3 separate regions of the Homo sapiens genome follow, and all the other regions are linked to region 2. The links are chromatin contacts, found by Hi-C or POLR2A ChIA-PET in ENCODE. All regions are on one chromosome and are shown on one strand. Each heading gives the region's core, a stretch centred on a gene start or an enhancer-like site at or near the end of the contact. The rest is flanking DNA. Distances are from core to core; before and after follow the strand shown. Region 1 has its middle 23 kb from the start of ACTG2. Region 2 holds the start of DGUOK (deoxyguanosine kinase). Region 3 holds the start of ACTG2 (actin gamma 2, smooth muscle).

Evidence for each region. A loop is a pair of places that touch in the nucleus more often than their neighbours do. ChIA-PET counts read pairs that join two places held with the same protein, here RNA polymerase II (POLR2A). Pooled maps may share reads with other maps.
Region 1: a map of ascending aorta shows a loop between it and region 2 (4-fold over the local background). The contact joins the enhancer-like site here to the promoter of DGUOK in region 2. A Hi-C loop is called at or near these places in 3 of 168 maps with a recorded cell type or tissue (Right ventricle myocardium inferior, ascending aorta and heart right ventricle) and 16 of 50 pooled maps. POLR2A ChIA-PET finds 5 or more read pairs at or near these places in 8 of 52 experiments (BJ, HEK293, MCF 10A and 4 more).
Region 3: a pooled map shows a loop between it and region 2 (2.3-fold over the local background). The contact joins the promoter of ACTG2 here to the promoter of DGUOK in region 2. A Hi-C loop is called at or near these places in 1 of 168 maps with a recorded cell type or tissue (natural killer cell) and 13 of 50 pooled maps. POLR2A ChIA-PET finds 5 or more read pairs at or near these places in 13 of 52 experiments (AG04449, AG04450, BJ and 9 more).

What each region holds. Positions count from the first base shown.
Region 1 is chr2:73,867,389-73,871,641 of GRCh38, reverse strand. It overlaps a transcript of STAMBP not described here. Among named protein-coding and RNA genes, the nearest start is that of ACTG2, 23 kb to the left of the region's middle. Within about 2 kb of position 1,386, at least 10 of the 41 ENCODE cell types and tissues checked have a DNase peak (open chromatin) inside an H3K27ac peak, as active enhancers do; they include ascending aorta and heart right ventricle, where a contact is called at or near this core.
Region 2 is chr2:73,924,176-73,928,471 of GRCh38, reverse strand. It overlaps DGUOK (deoxyguanosine kinase), which reads right to left and starts at 1,592. Exons shown (of 7, transcript NM_080916.3): 1 at 1,420-1,592. The coding sequence starts at 1,561. RefSeq lists an enhancer at 1,291-1,560.
Region 3 is chr2:73,890,005-73,894,636 of GRCh38, reverse strand. ACTG2 (actin gamma 2, smooth muscle) reads right to left here and starts at 1,629. Exons shown (of 9, transcript NM_001615.4): 1 at 1,586-1,629. RefSeq lists an enhancer at 1,740-2,553.

The DNA of each region.
Region 1 (4,253 bases), core at 137-2,636, 57 kb after region 2:
GATGACAATGGACACTGGATCCAGCTGTACCTGAACACCAGTTTTAATTGAGTTTTCTGTCAGTGCAATTAAAAGAATTTTTTTTTTTTTTTTTGAGACGGAGTCTCACTCTGTTGCCCAGGCTGGAGTGTAGTGATGCGATCTCGGCTCACTGCAACCTCTGCCTCCCGGGTTCAAGTGATTCTCCTGTCTCAGCCTCCTGAGTAGCTGGGATTGCAGGCACCCACCACCACGCCTGGCTAATTTTTTTTGGTATTTTTCGTAGAGACGGGGTTTCACTATGTTGGACAGGCTGGTCTTGAACTCCTGATCTCTGGTGATCCACCCACCTCAGCCTCCCAAAGTGCTGGGATTACAAGCATGAGCCACCACGCCCGGCCGCAATTAAAAGAATTTTAACTAACAGGGTTCTATTTTCATTATGTGGTTTCCTCATAGGCCAGCTGAAGTCTCAAAGGCCATAATCATAGGCCCTGTGCTTACAGAACAACACTGTGGCTGAGAACCAAAATATTTGTGTAAACTTATCCTGCATTTACTATGGTTCAATTAAAAATAATTTTAAACTCTTGGCCAAGGCACAGTGGCTCACACCTGTAATCCCAGCGCTTTGGAAGGCTGGGGTGGGAGAATTGCTTGAGGCCAGGAGCTTAAGGCCAGCCTGGACAACAAAGTGAGACTCCCGTCTCTACTAAAAATAATATAAAATAAAATTTAAACCCTCCTACAACATGGGAAAGGTGTATACTAGGCTGTGTGAGAAAAGTTCTAGACACAGGTGTCTAAGTGTGGCAAGCAGGGTGTTAAGAGCTGTTCAACGTGGCACAGGGCCTGGTGCTGCAGGTGGCATGGAAATATTTTGATGGAATTGTGCTTTGATATGATGCCATTCACTTTTTTGAAGGCAAAATGGGGTGAAGAGAGGAGGCTGCTGGGGATAGGGAAGCTAACCATAGGGAATTATGGAGGGATATCTAAGAATAGTGTTACTTCCTTTAGTCTAGGTAATGTTTTCACTTCTGTCACCCACCAATAACCCATTATGATTTGTCCAACACAAGAAACATCCTACATTCTAACGCAAGTCCAGAAAAAAAGACAGAAATAACCCTGGGCCACGGTGGGAGTTCTTCTTTGAAGGAGGCTGAGGTTGGGAAAAGTAATCCTTCTCTAGGAATAGATCATAAAGGAGGCCTGCTAAGCCCAGATGGGTACCCAGGACTTCTTCATGCTGTAAGACCAGCACTTCTCTCTTCTTTAGGTCAGTTCTTTCTCAGCTCTCCACTCACCACGTTTTGTCCAAAGAGCTCTGCTAGTTCTTGCAGCAAGGTTTATGTTGAACGGGTTCCAGTGGTGAGGTCACCCTCATGGAAGGTTTCCATATATGACATGCCTCTGCTGCTACGCCCAAGAGCTTTCCCAAGCCCCTTTCACTGATGCTGTCCAAGAATAGGGTCTGGCTGGATTCCCACATTGAAGGGGCAATGAAGTTTCGGTTTCTGAAAATAGAAGGTATTGTCCTTTTTGTCCAATTATAAAAGCAATACATGTTCTTTGTAGTACATTTGAAGAAATTCGAAAAAGGATATGGGGGAAAAATGAACAGTCATCCCATAATTCTATCACCTACAGATAACTAATATTAATATTTTTAGGTACTTCTTATTCATAGTTTTTCTGAATACATGTATTAATGTATATTTTAGGAAGGCAGCATTACAGTGTGGTTGAGTGTGGGTTTGAAAGTCTGACACTATTCATTTGGAGTTCTGTGGCCTTGGTCAACTTAAACTCTTCTAAGTCTTACTTCCTTCAACAATAAAGTTTGCTGATTCTTAATCTAGTCCTCGGTCAGTATCAAATTACTTTAACTTATAGGTTTATTTTTTATTTTTATTTTTTAAAGTTTTATTATTATTATACTTTAAGTTTTAGGGTACATGTGCACAATGTGCAGGTTTGTTCCATATGTATACATGTGCCATGTTGGTGTGCTGCACCCATTAACTCGTCATTTAGCATAGGTTTATAATAAGCATTATCTGGTAATAAATTTCCCCCAAAATTCTTTTTTTCTTTCAATTTTTAAATGTTATTTCACATATCTCAGATTAATTTTAGAATAATCTTTCAAGTTAAAAAATGATACTTTTTAGCAGACTTGCATTTAAATTTTTGGATTAAAGAAGACGTAGCATCTTTAAAATTAAAACATTGTCTTTCTCTCATAGAATACCGATAGTGTGCCTGTCTTTCCATTTATTTTCTTCATGTTCCTCTGAAAAGCTTACTGGTTTTCTTCATATGAGGCTTGCACATTTCCTGTTAACTTTGTTCCAAAGTATTTTATATTTTTAGTTGCTATGTGCTGAATTAGATTTTTTTTCCCCCAATCACAAATGGCTATTACCTGTACTGAAAAGCTATTTTCAAAGTTTTAAAATGTATCTTTTAGTGAACATCGTTGTGCCTTTCTCTTAATAGGTCTGACCATTTTTCAGAATTTATTATCTTCAGATTTCTAGGTAGATACTTAGCTTGTAGCCCAAACCTGTCTGCTTTCCAGTAGTATACTCTTTATCCTGCTTCACTGCATTGGTTAGATTATCCTTTCAGGACACTGTTCAATAATAGTAGTTAGAATGGATCTATCTTGTCCCTGACAGCAGTGTTTGCTTATTAAGTATGACGCTGGGTGTTATATATTAGAAGATTTATTTTATCATGTTAACGAAGCTTCTTGCTTTCTTTTTTTTTCTTTTTTTGAGTCAAGGCCTCTCTCACCCTCGTCCAGGCTGGAGTGCAGTGGCGCTATCACAGCTCACTATAGCCTTGACCTCCCTGGGCTCAGGTGATCCTCCCACCTCAGCTTACTGGGTAGCTAGGACCACAGGCATGCACCAATGCCTGGCTAGTTTTTTGTAGAGACAGGGTTTCACTATGTTGCCCAGGCTGGTCTCGAATCCCTGGGCTTAAGTGATCCGCCCACCTCAGCCTCCCAAAGCGCTGGGATCACAGATGTATGCCACTGTGCCTGGCCCTTTCTTTCCTTACTAGGGGAGTTTAAAAAATAAAAAATAAATGTTGATTTTCATCTTAAAAAAATTTTTTTTTATGAGAGACTCTTGTTTCTGCTTGTTTCCTTTGACCTACTCCTGTGATATATTATATCAGTGGATTTCTTTTAATGAGGTCACCATTACATTCTAGGGACAAAAATCACCAAACGCCTCAGGGCTCTCAGAGTCAGGTAGACCTGGGCTGCCATCCGACTCATCACTTTCTAGCAGTGGAATCATGGGCAAGTCCTACATGAGGATGCATAATACATGCTGGCAGTTAGGATACTTTATTCCTTTACTAGATTGATGATTTTTTTAGTGTTCTATTTAGAATTTTTGCATCTATATTATTGATTTTGATGTGAAGTGTGTGTGTGTGTACACAATTTATGAGATTGTGCTCATAAAAATGACTTATGTCATTTACTTAATTTCTGGGTTTTTTTTTTTTTTTTGAGACAGAGTTTTGCTCTTGTTGCCCAGGCTGGAGCGCAATGGCGTGATCTCGGCTCACCACAACCTCCGCCTCCTGAGCTCAAACGATTCTCCTGCCTCAGCCTCCCAAGTAGCTGGGATTACAGGCGTGTGCCACCACAGCCGGCTAATTTTGTATTTTTAGTAAAGATGGGGTTTCTCCATGTTTGTCACGCTGGTCTTGAACTCCTGACCTCAGGTGATCCACCCGCCTCGGCCTCCTAAAGTGCTGGGATTACAGGCGTAAGCCACCGCACCTGGCCAATTTCTGCTTTAGTACTTATTTCTTTCCCCCTGGTTTCCTAGTATATTTTATTATTCTTTTTCTAATTTGAGTCCGATGCTTAATTCATATCTTTTGATTCTTTCTTCTTAAATAATGAAAGCATTTAGAGTTCTAAATTTCCTTCTCTGTATAATTTGTAGAAATTACAGAAATTTTAATTTGTGATATTGTATTATCGTTCATCTCTAAATAAAAGATGAATGATTATATATGTAGTTTTTCTCATTTGCCTTTCTTCTAGAGGTAACCTTCTATTATTGTTATTTATTTATTTTTTTAGACGGAGTTTCGCTCGTTGCCCAGGCTGGAGTGCAATGGCGTGATCTTGGCTCACCACAACCTCCACTTCCCAGGTTCAAGCGATTCTCATGCCTTAGCCTCCCAAGTAGCTGGGATTACAGGCATGTGCCACCACATCTGGCTAATTTTGT
Region 2 (4,296 bases), core at 343-2,842:
CTTCTCAGTGAGGCCTTGCTTATTTTATTTAAAATGACAACTTCGGCCAGGTGCAGTGGCTAACGCCTATAATCCCAGCACTTTGGGAGGCCGAGGCAGGCGGATCACCTGAGGTTAGGAGTTTGAGACCAGCCTGGCCAACATGGTGAAACCCTGTCTCTACTAACAAAACAAAAATTAACTGGGTGTGGTGGCGGGTGCCCCTAATCCCAGCTATTCGGGAGGCTGAGGCAGGAGAATCGCTTGAACCAGGGAGGCAGAGGTTGCAGTGAGTCGAGATCGTGTCATTGCACTCCAGCCTGGGTAACAAGAGCAAAACTCCATCTCAAATAAAATAAAATAAAAACTTCCCTCAATTCTTCATCCCTAATTTTTCTCCATCATACTTATTACTCTCTAACATATTGTTCACCTTGCTTAATTTATGTTGTTTATTGTCCATCTCTCCCTACTTGAGTTCCATGAGAGCAGAGATTTTTATTTGTTCTATTCACAGCTGTATTCTCCAGGCCAAGAACAGTGCTGGCATATGGAAGTGGCTCAAAAGGTGATTTGTTGAATGAATAAAAAAAGAAATTCTCAGTTTGCTGCTACGTCTTCAGTACTCAACACTTGCTAAGCCCCTTTTAGGGGCTCAGTGACTTGGTAGATAAAAGTATCAAGTCAGAATTTATTAATATTAAATCGAAATGCTTTGCCTTCATTTTGCTTTCTGACTACTTTTTATTCAAGATACTGGATCTCACTCTTTTAACAAAATAATTTTTAATTTAATACATGTTTTTAAGTTTAAAAAGTGAGGTTCTTCTAAGAAAAGCCTTAAGAAATTATTATGCAACTAGCACAGGCACAGGGCAAAAATTGTGAATGTGGTATTTGAACGACTGAAATTTAGGAACTCTCTTCGAATAGGGTTGCCAGATAAAATACAGGACACAGTTAAATTTGAACTTTCAATGAGTGATTTCGTTGTTGTTTTGCTGTAAGGATGTCCCAAATATTGCATTGGACACACACTAAAAATTATTCGTTATCTTAAATTCTATTTTAACTGGATATTATTTTTAATTTCTGCTAAATATGGCAACCCTATCTAGGAGAACAAATAAACTGCACCCGCTTGTCGCTTCAATTTCGATCTATTACAAACAGCTAATACAATTCTTGTCCTATCCACTAACTGCGTGGCTTTTATGCCCCAACAAATATGTTCCTGTGGGCGGGTACTGAGGCCCGATATCCTAAAAACAAGGAGGCAAAGATACACAGTGCACTTTGCGAGGGGAAAGGCTCTCCTCGCAGCCCAGAAAAAGAGGCCGGCCGCATCAGACGCAGGCCATTCCGGGCCCAGCTCCTTTCCCAGCCTCTGTCGCCTGCGTGGCGGAGGCCAAGGCTTGGCAGCCGCTTTCCGGCCCTTACCAATGTTGCCTTCGATGGAGAGCCTTCGGGGCCCGCGCCCCGCGTGCAGGCCTCTGGAGGAGGAAACGCCCTCGAGTGGGCTCTTGGCCATGGAACTGAAGGGTGCTCGAAGCCGACTTAGAAAGAGGCGGCCCGCGGCCATCCCACCCACGATTCACACAGCGATCACTTCCGCCGAGAGCACTTCCGCCCTAGGTATCGCTGCTCACTCGCTCCAGCGCACCGTTGACGTAAGGAGATCGTCAGACAGGAAGTGGGTGGGGTTGAACATGCGGCGGGGTGCGCCCAAGAGACCGCTCCGCTATCGCGATGTTTGTAAAGAAGCGTTGAGTGAAGGAAGTTTTGCAACGGTGCAGAATTTGATAGTAAAAGGAGTTGCGGTGCGAGTGGTTTTTGTTCATTGGACAAATAACATTTTAAAAGACGTAATTCCACAATCCAACCACTTCATTTTTGTATAACTTTAAAATAAATTTTATAACTGAAGACAAAATTAAAAATAGAAATTGTAATTTTAAGAGGGGATTTCCCCCCCCCCAGGTGCTTGTTGTCTGGTTTTTATTTTAATATCGGAAGAAAATGGAAGTTTTAAAGTAGGAAAATGACTCAATCTGATGATTTACACAAATTTAACTTTTTCCTATTCCCTGTAATTCCCCTGCACAATGCTGGCATATTATTGACTAAATTAACAAATTAGATAATCAGTTACACCCCATCTCTTAGTTTGTGTCTTGAATAAGTAAATAAATGTTCGGTCAATCGATTTGCATTATACCCAAAAATCCCTTCAGGATAAGGTGGTGGTGGCTCAGGTATGTGACTGGAAATTGTTTAAACCTGGTAGGCTGGGTTCTTGGACGTAAGCAATGGCGAGTAGAGACTTGTATAAAACCTGAGTCCTGCTGTCGGTGAAGTGTGCTCTGCAGGAGGGCAGGGACCTAAGCTGCTGCCACAGGTGAAGCCGGACTGCCACACCCCGTCGTCATAACAACCTCAGAAGTAATGATTTACAAAATGTTGTCAAATGGTGCTTCCAGTTCCAATCGCTTAAATCACCAACAGTCAAAACCAGGAGTCAACAGGCCAAACCGGCCTTCAGGCAGCGCTCTTAGGTGTGGCAGGTTTTAGAAGACAAGGATCTGATTGCAAGGGGGCTGGGGAGGGGCCGGGGGCTGGGATACCTGTCTTGAAGCTGTTCCCATAAAAAGCACGGGACCTTTTTCTTATGTTGATGTATATATAGGATGGCTGAGGTCATGTTTATATATTAAGAACTTTTTTTTTAATCGAATTTTTTAAGGATAACCAGGGTGGGGCGTTAATGGCTACTGGAGCGGCTAAAGTCCTACCCATTCCCATCTCCACTCCAGCAGCCACTTCTGTTAAAACAAAACAAAACAAAACAAAACAAAACAAAAAACAAAAAAAAAACTGCTTACATTTCTTTACCTATGTAAACTCAGACTTGGAAAATATTCATCCAAAAAAGCTTGAGAGGCTCTCTGCCTCGCCAGGATCTTGCTGCCTCAGGGGTGTTGTGAAAGTTAAATGAGGAAGTTGTCTGCAGGCAGGCATTAATCTCCTAAAAGCTACGAGGCAGGAAAATAGGGTCTGGAGACAGGGAACCTAAGGCCGATTTAGGCTGACTTCCTAGAACTAAATCAAAAGGAAAACCCCAACTTTCTAGCCCAAGTAACAAAAGGACCAGAAGCTAATCCCTCTTCTGGGTGGCAGATAAAAAATTGAAAGTACCTCTGACTGGTCCCCGCGGGCAATCAGTCAGGCTGGTGGCAGGCCAAGTCTTTAGTTGCATGGGGTATAACTTCATAACTTTACTTCAGCCTCTGATTGGTCCCCTCCTGCAACCAATCAGACTGATCGCTGGCCACTACTTCATTTACATAGGGTGTACACCAGGTAACCAATGGGAAACCTCTAGAAGGTATTTAAACCCCAGAAAATTCTGTAATTGCTGCTTGCTTGGGCCCTTCCTACCGCAAGGAGTGTTCTTTGATGTACAATAAATCTGTGCTTTTGTTGCTTCATTGTTTCCTTGCTTTGTACGTTTTGTCCAATTCTTTGTTCAAAATGTCAAGAACCTGGGCACCCTCCACCAGTAACAGAGCTCCTAAAAATTATTTTTAAAAATTTTATGGTGAAGTGGCCTGGCGCGGTGGCTCACGCCTGTAATCCCAGCACTTTGGGAGGCTGACGAGGGCGGATCACGAGGTCAGGAGATCAAGACCATCCTGGCTAACATGGTGAAACCCTGTCTCTACTAAAGAGAGAGAAAAAAAAAAAAGCGGAGTGTGGTGGTGGGCTCCTGTAGTCCCAGCTACTCAGGAGGCTGAGGCAGGAGAATGGCCTGAACCGGGGAGGCGGAGCTTGCAGTGAGCCGAGATCGCGCCACTGTGCTCCAGCCTGGGCGACAGAGCGAGACTCCGTCTCAAAAAAAAAAAAAAAAAAAAATTATGGTAAAGCATAGTATGTAGTGAGGAAAAGAGGATGTGTTGTGCAGTGAGGAAAAGAGGATGTGTTGTAAGTGTACAGTTCAATGAAGTTTTCACAAATGGAATGACTGTTACCTGGATTCAGATCAAGAAACAGCATTATCCGCATCTCCAGAATCCCCCATATTCGTTGCCAGTTACTATCCCTCAAAGATAACCATTAGCCTGACTTCAACAGTAGAGATTAGTTTTGCGTTTTCTTTATATAAATGGAATTATATAGTAAATACTTCTTTTATTTAACATATCTGTGAGATTCATCCAGGTTGAATGTATTAGTTGTAGTTCACTCATTCTCATTGCTGTATAGTATTCCACAATGTCACTATACCACAATGTACTCGGAAGTTTCTAGATTTGAGCC
Region 3 (4,632 bases), core at 380-2,879, 34 kb after region 2:
TTACCCCTTTCGTGTACTTATTTGCTCCATGGTTCTCATCTGTTTATCTGTCTCTTCCAGTAACTGCAGAAGCCTCTCCACTGTCCCTAAGGAGCAGAGACAGTGCCTGGCCCATAATAAGTGCTCAATAAATGTTGGCAGAATGAACAAGGGGAAAGAGGAAAGATATCTCGCCCCAAGGTCATGATGTCACACGGCCCATCCCCTTTTCTCAGGCCTGGCATGTAGGATCTTACTGTTCATTGCAGTTTCTCCAGCACCCATCCCTCTCTGTCACAGGAAGCTCTTCCTCTTTTCAGCCCAAGGGTTAGTATCAGAGTCCAAACCCACATTCAAGTAATCAAAGTGAGCACTTAGAGCCTCCCTGTACAAAGTGTGGTCCCAGACCAGCAGCTTCAGTGTCGCCTGGGAGCTTGTTAGGAATTCCAAGTATCAGGCCATATCTCGGCCTACTGGAATCAGAATCTGGGGTGGGGCATGGGGCAATCTGTGTTTTAACAAGCACTCCAGGTGATTCTTAAAGTTTGAGAACTCAGGGCCGGGCCCTGACAGCCTTGAGCTGAGTGCTGTATATACGCATTCTCTCGTTTAATCCTCACACCATCGCCAAGTAGATATTATTATTCTTGCCCCCATTTTACAGGTGAGGAAGCTGAGGTCGCTCAGTAACTTGGTTAGCCTGACAGTCTGCCTTCAAGGCCTGCACTGCCACACCCAGCCTGCCTCACCTGTGAAGAGATGCTAGTGAATTCTGATGCCAAACATAGAAGTGGCCCCTTCATCTCATCTTCCTCTTAATTCTTTGTGCATGTGTTGTGTGTGTGTTGGGTGGGTTGGGGGGAGTAATGACATCTGCAAATGGGTCACAGTTGGGTGTGAGTCTTTTGGATGAGTGGCTGTACGTCTCTAGGCCTCAATGTCCTCATCAGAGGAGAATGAACTAGATGGGTCCCAAGTTCCTTCTACCCTGAAACCTCACGATGCCACAGGGCAAGTGGAATTTTCTCCATCCCCCAATGATCCTAGAGCCTTCAAGGACTGCAGAAACCCTCCATTCTCCTCAGCCAAGCACAGATCAGAGGACAGAGAGACCCACAGGGGACCTGAAGAAAATACCCTCCCATTCCCAGCACAGACATTTCATGGACTAAACAGCTCACAGACACCAGGACCACTGTTGGCTTTGACTCAAGTATTCTGAAAAGCTGCTTTTCTGCAAAGTATATGATCCCCTAAAACAGCCTCCCAGACATTCTAACCCAAGACAAAGGACATCAGGGTGTGGATCTGCACTGGCCCTGGGGAGCAGGGCTAGTAGAGACTGCAGGCATTATATCCCGCCAGTCCCCATTCTGAGGCAGGGAGCACGGTTCCAAGCTGCCCCTGCCCCAGGATGTCCCATGGCCAGATACGCCTTTTCTCAGCAGGCTGCAGTATGCTTGCAGGTGCCGCTGCCCACCAAGGGCTCTGGTGTGTGATCTGGGCCAGCGTCACAGAAGCCAGGCCAATCTGGAGGCACCTCCCGCACCCAGGAGGCCAGGCAGCCCCGGAAAGGAAGAGGTGGCAAAAGCCGTACAGTACTTACCGAGGGTATGAGAGGTTCTTCTCCCAGTGACTGAGGGCTGGTGTGTCTTTGGCATGAATACCAGAGCAATATAAAACCCCAGAGGCGGATCTTCTTTAAACAAAGTCCCTAAAAAGGCCAGCTGACGGTGTGTTAGCAATATTACCATATAAGGTGGTTTTTTCAATAAATCGCCTTGGGGGTAGGGAAGGGGGGTGGGTAGAGTGAGTTATCATTTGAAAAATGTATGCAAAAGGACTCAGTGGCAACAGCCCCGGTGCTGGTAGATTTGTTCCTTTTATGCTGCACTTGCATAAACAAAACTCACACCAGGCCTTATAAGCTGCCCAGAGTGAGACCAGATGCAGCTGTGCTCCTGGAGTGAGAACCATACCAAGAATGGCAGCGGGCCTCCTCCGTCCACACCTCCCTCCTCAGGCCCTGCTGCATGCGGCCCCTGGGTCTGCCTGGGACGCCCAGGCACTGTCCCCAAAATGGGTGCAATCATGCCTTGTCTGGCACGAGCCTGGGACCAATGAAAGCTGAAGAGAAATGCCTTCCGTACCCAGGAAAGAAATCCTGCGTGCCCTACTCACCTGCTGCACCTTGACACAAGCTCCTAACCCTTGGGCTGAGTTCTCTGAGGGTCTCAGGACACCTTAGGCTTCATTCTCTCTTGGCTCCTTCCTGGTTTTCCTTTAAATATCTCTAAATATCTGCAGACTGAGGGACCTGCTTCAGGGTTGAGGCACACCTAACAAGACTCTTGGCCTGTAGGATTTTCCACAGTCCTGTGATTCTTGAGCTGCTTCTTTTTCTTTTTTGAGATAGAGTCTCGCCCTATCCCCCAGGCTGGAGTGCATTGGTGCAATCTCGGCTCACTGCAACCTCCGCCTCCCAGGTTCAAACAATTCTCCTGCCTTAGCCTCCTGAGTAGCTGAGATTACAGGCACCTGCCACCATGCCCAGCTAATTTTTGTATTTTTAGTAGAGACAGGGTTTCACCATGTTGGCCAGGCTGGTCTCGAGCTCCTGACCTCGTGATCCACCTGCCTTGGCCTACAGGTGTGAGCCACTACGCCTGGACTTCTTTTTGTTTGTTTGTTTTGTTTTTAATTAGACAGGGTCTCGATCTTGAACTCCTGGATTCAAGCAATCCCTCCACCTTGGTCTCCCAAAGTGCTGGGATTACAGGTGTGAGCCACCATGGCTGGCTGATGATTGCTCTTCTTTGTGTAATTCATGTACTATCCCTAGGTAGCTGGTTCATTTCCCACATTATCAGCTACCAGCTCTGCAGTATTACTTTCAACTCCACATTCTCATGGTCCCCCTCCCTCACCCTGATCCAGACTAAAATGATCAATTGCCTATTGGACATCCCAATCCAGATGACTCTCCAGCTCTTCAAACTCATCCTGTCTAAAACTGAACCCTTCTTCCCTACCCTCAAAGCTGCTGTGCCTCCTGGGTTGCCAACTTCCAAGTCCACCCCTCGGCCCTTCAAGCTAGAAGTCAGTCAGTCTAGAACCCTGTGTCTCCCTCATGCTCCCACAACCACCTGGGCACCACAGCCTGGTGCTCCCCCGACCAGAAATGCCCCTCAGCTCTGTGTCCTCCCTCAATCCCTGCTGGCCTGCGCTGCCTCAGGCTCCAGTCCTATCTGGCCTGGAGTGGGGCGCAGCTTCCTGACTGGCCTTCCTGACTCTGCTTCGTCTTCAACACAGAGGTTCCCAAAGCATGGGGACCACCAGAGTGCAGCAGCAGCATGATATGGGAATGTGCTCACAATGCAGATTCTCAGGTGTCACCTAGCCCTATTGAAACAGAAACTCAGTGAATAGGCCTCAGCCATCTGTGTTTCTTAAACTTTCCCCACCCGGTGCCCAGGATACCCCCGCTTCAATAGAAGAAGCATGCATTGCATCCCTGCTAAACGCACAGGGAGTTCCAGGTGGTTTTGGGTCACCTGGTGCAATGGCTTGGTACAGGTCTGGCTTCCTCATTAACTGAAAATTGAGGCAGGAGATGGTGTGAATGAGGAGTGTCCTCTGCTGAGACAGCCCAGAGGAAAGATTTAAAAACACTTTCCTTGAGGACCTGCAGTTGTTCCCTGTGGAGAAGGAACACTGTTGTCATTGTGAGGTTCACTTACTCATCATTTGATCACTGGCCTGCGTGTTTAGTGCCTAAGTCTAAATTCCAGGCCTGTGGAAAGCTTCCTGAGCTTTTCAAGTTCCTAGAAAACCCTCACTGGGGATTCTGGAGGGAAGAGGGCTCCCTTTCCGGAGCTGTGCTGCATAGAAGGTGGCAGTGGATGAGGTGTGAGCTGTCCCAGCATGGACAGAGTGCTCGCAGTCCCAACTGGCCGAGGCAGGTAGCTCAACGCTAAGTGACAGGGTCATAAGCTCCCCCTCTGATTCTCTCTTCTTGTGTGGGAATGAGGCCAGGGCAGGGACAGGGTGCCAATCACCCTTGACCTGATCATGGGTTTAGAGGGGTCATCCTTTCCCTTCTCAGAGTAAGGGTTGTTTCACAGAGTGAGCTTTCTTCTAATCACTCAGCACCGTGGTCAGCGTGCAGATGGGGGCACCTTGCCCTATGGACATTCCCCTCTTAGTTGGCACAGCCAGTCGATAAACAATGAAAAGCCTATAACAAAGGCACTGGTTGTGATCTAGGCTCCAAACAGCCCAGAGACGAGAAAGCAGGGACTAACTGAATAAACTGAAGCTCTGAGGAAATGTTTAGGGAGAGATCAGAAGGTGAGGGAGGTTACACCAGGTACTCGATTTGTTTATATTTAACATTTTTTTCTGGTTTCAAAAATTCAATCAAAAATTTCAAAAAATACAAAAATGTGTGTTTTAGAAAGCAAATGTTCGCTATAATCCCACTTAGACCTAAGTCAGAGAAGGCCACTGTTAAGGGCAATAGGATACCTATTTTAAAAATATTTTTTCCAGATTTTTTTCTAACATTTTAACATTATTTTACAAAAATGGGATTATGTCATTGCATATGTTTTTACAATTGTTCTGAAACTTGTCATGTTCTCTTAATAATAC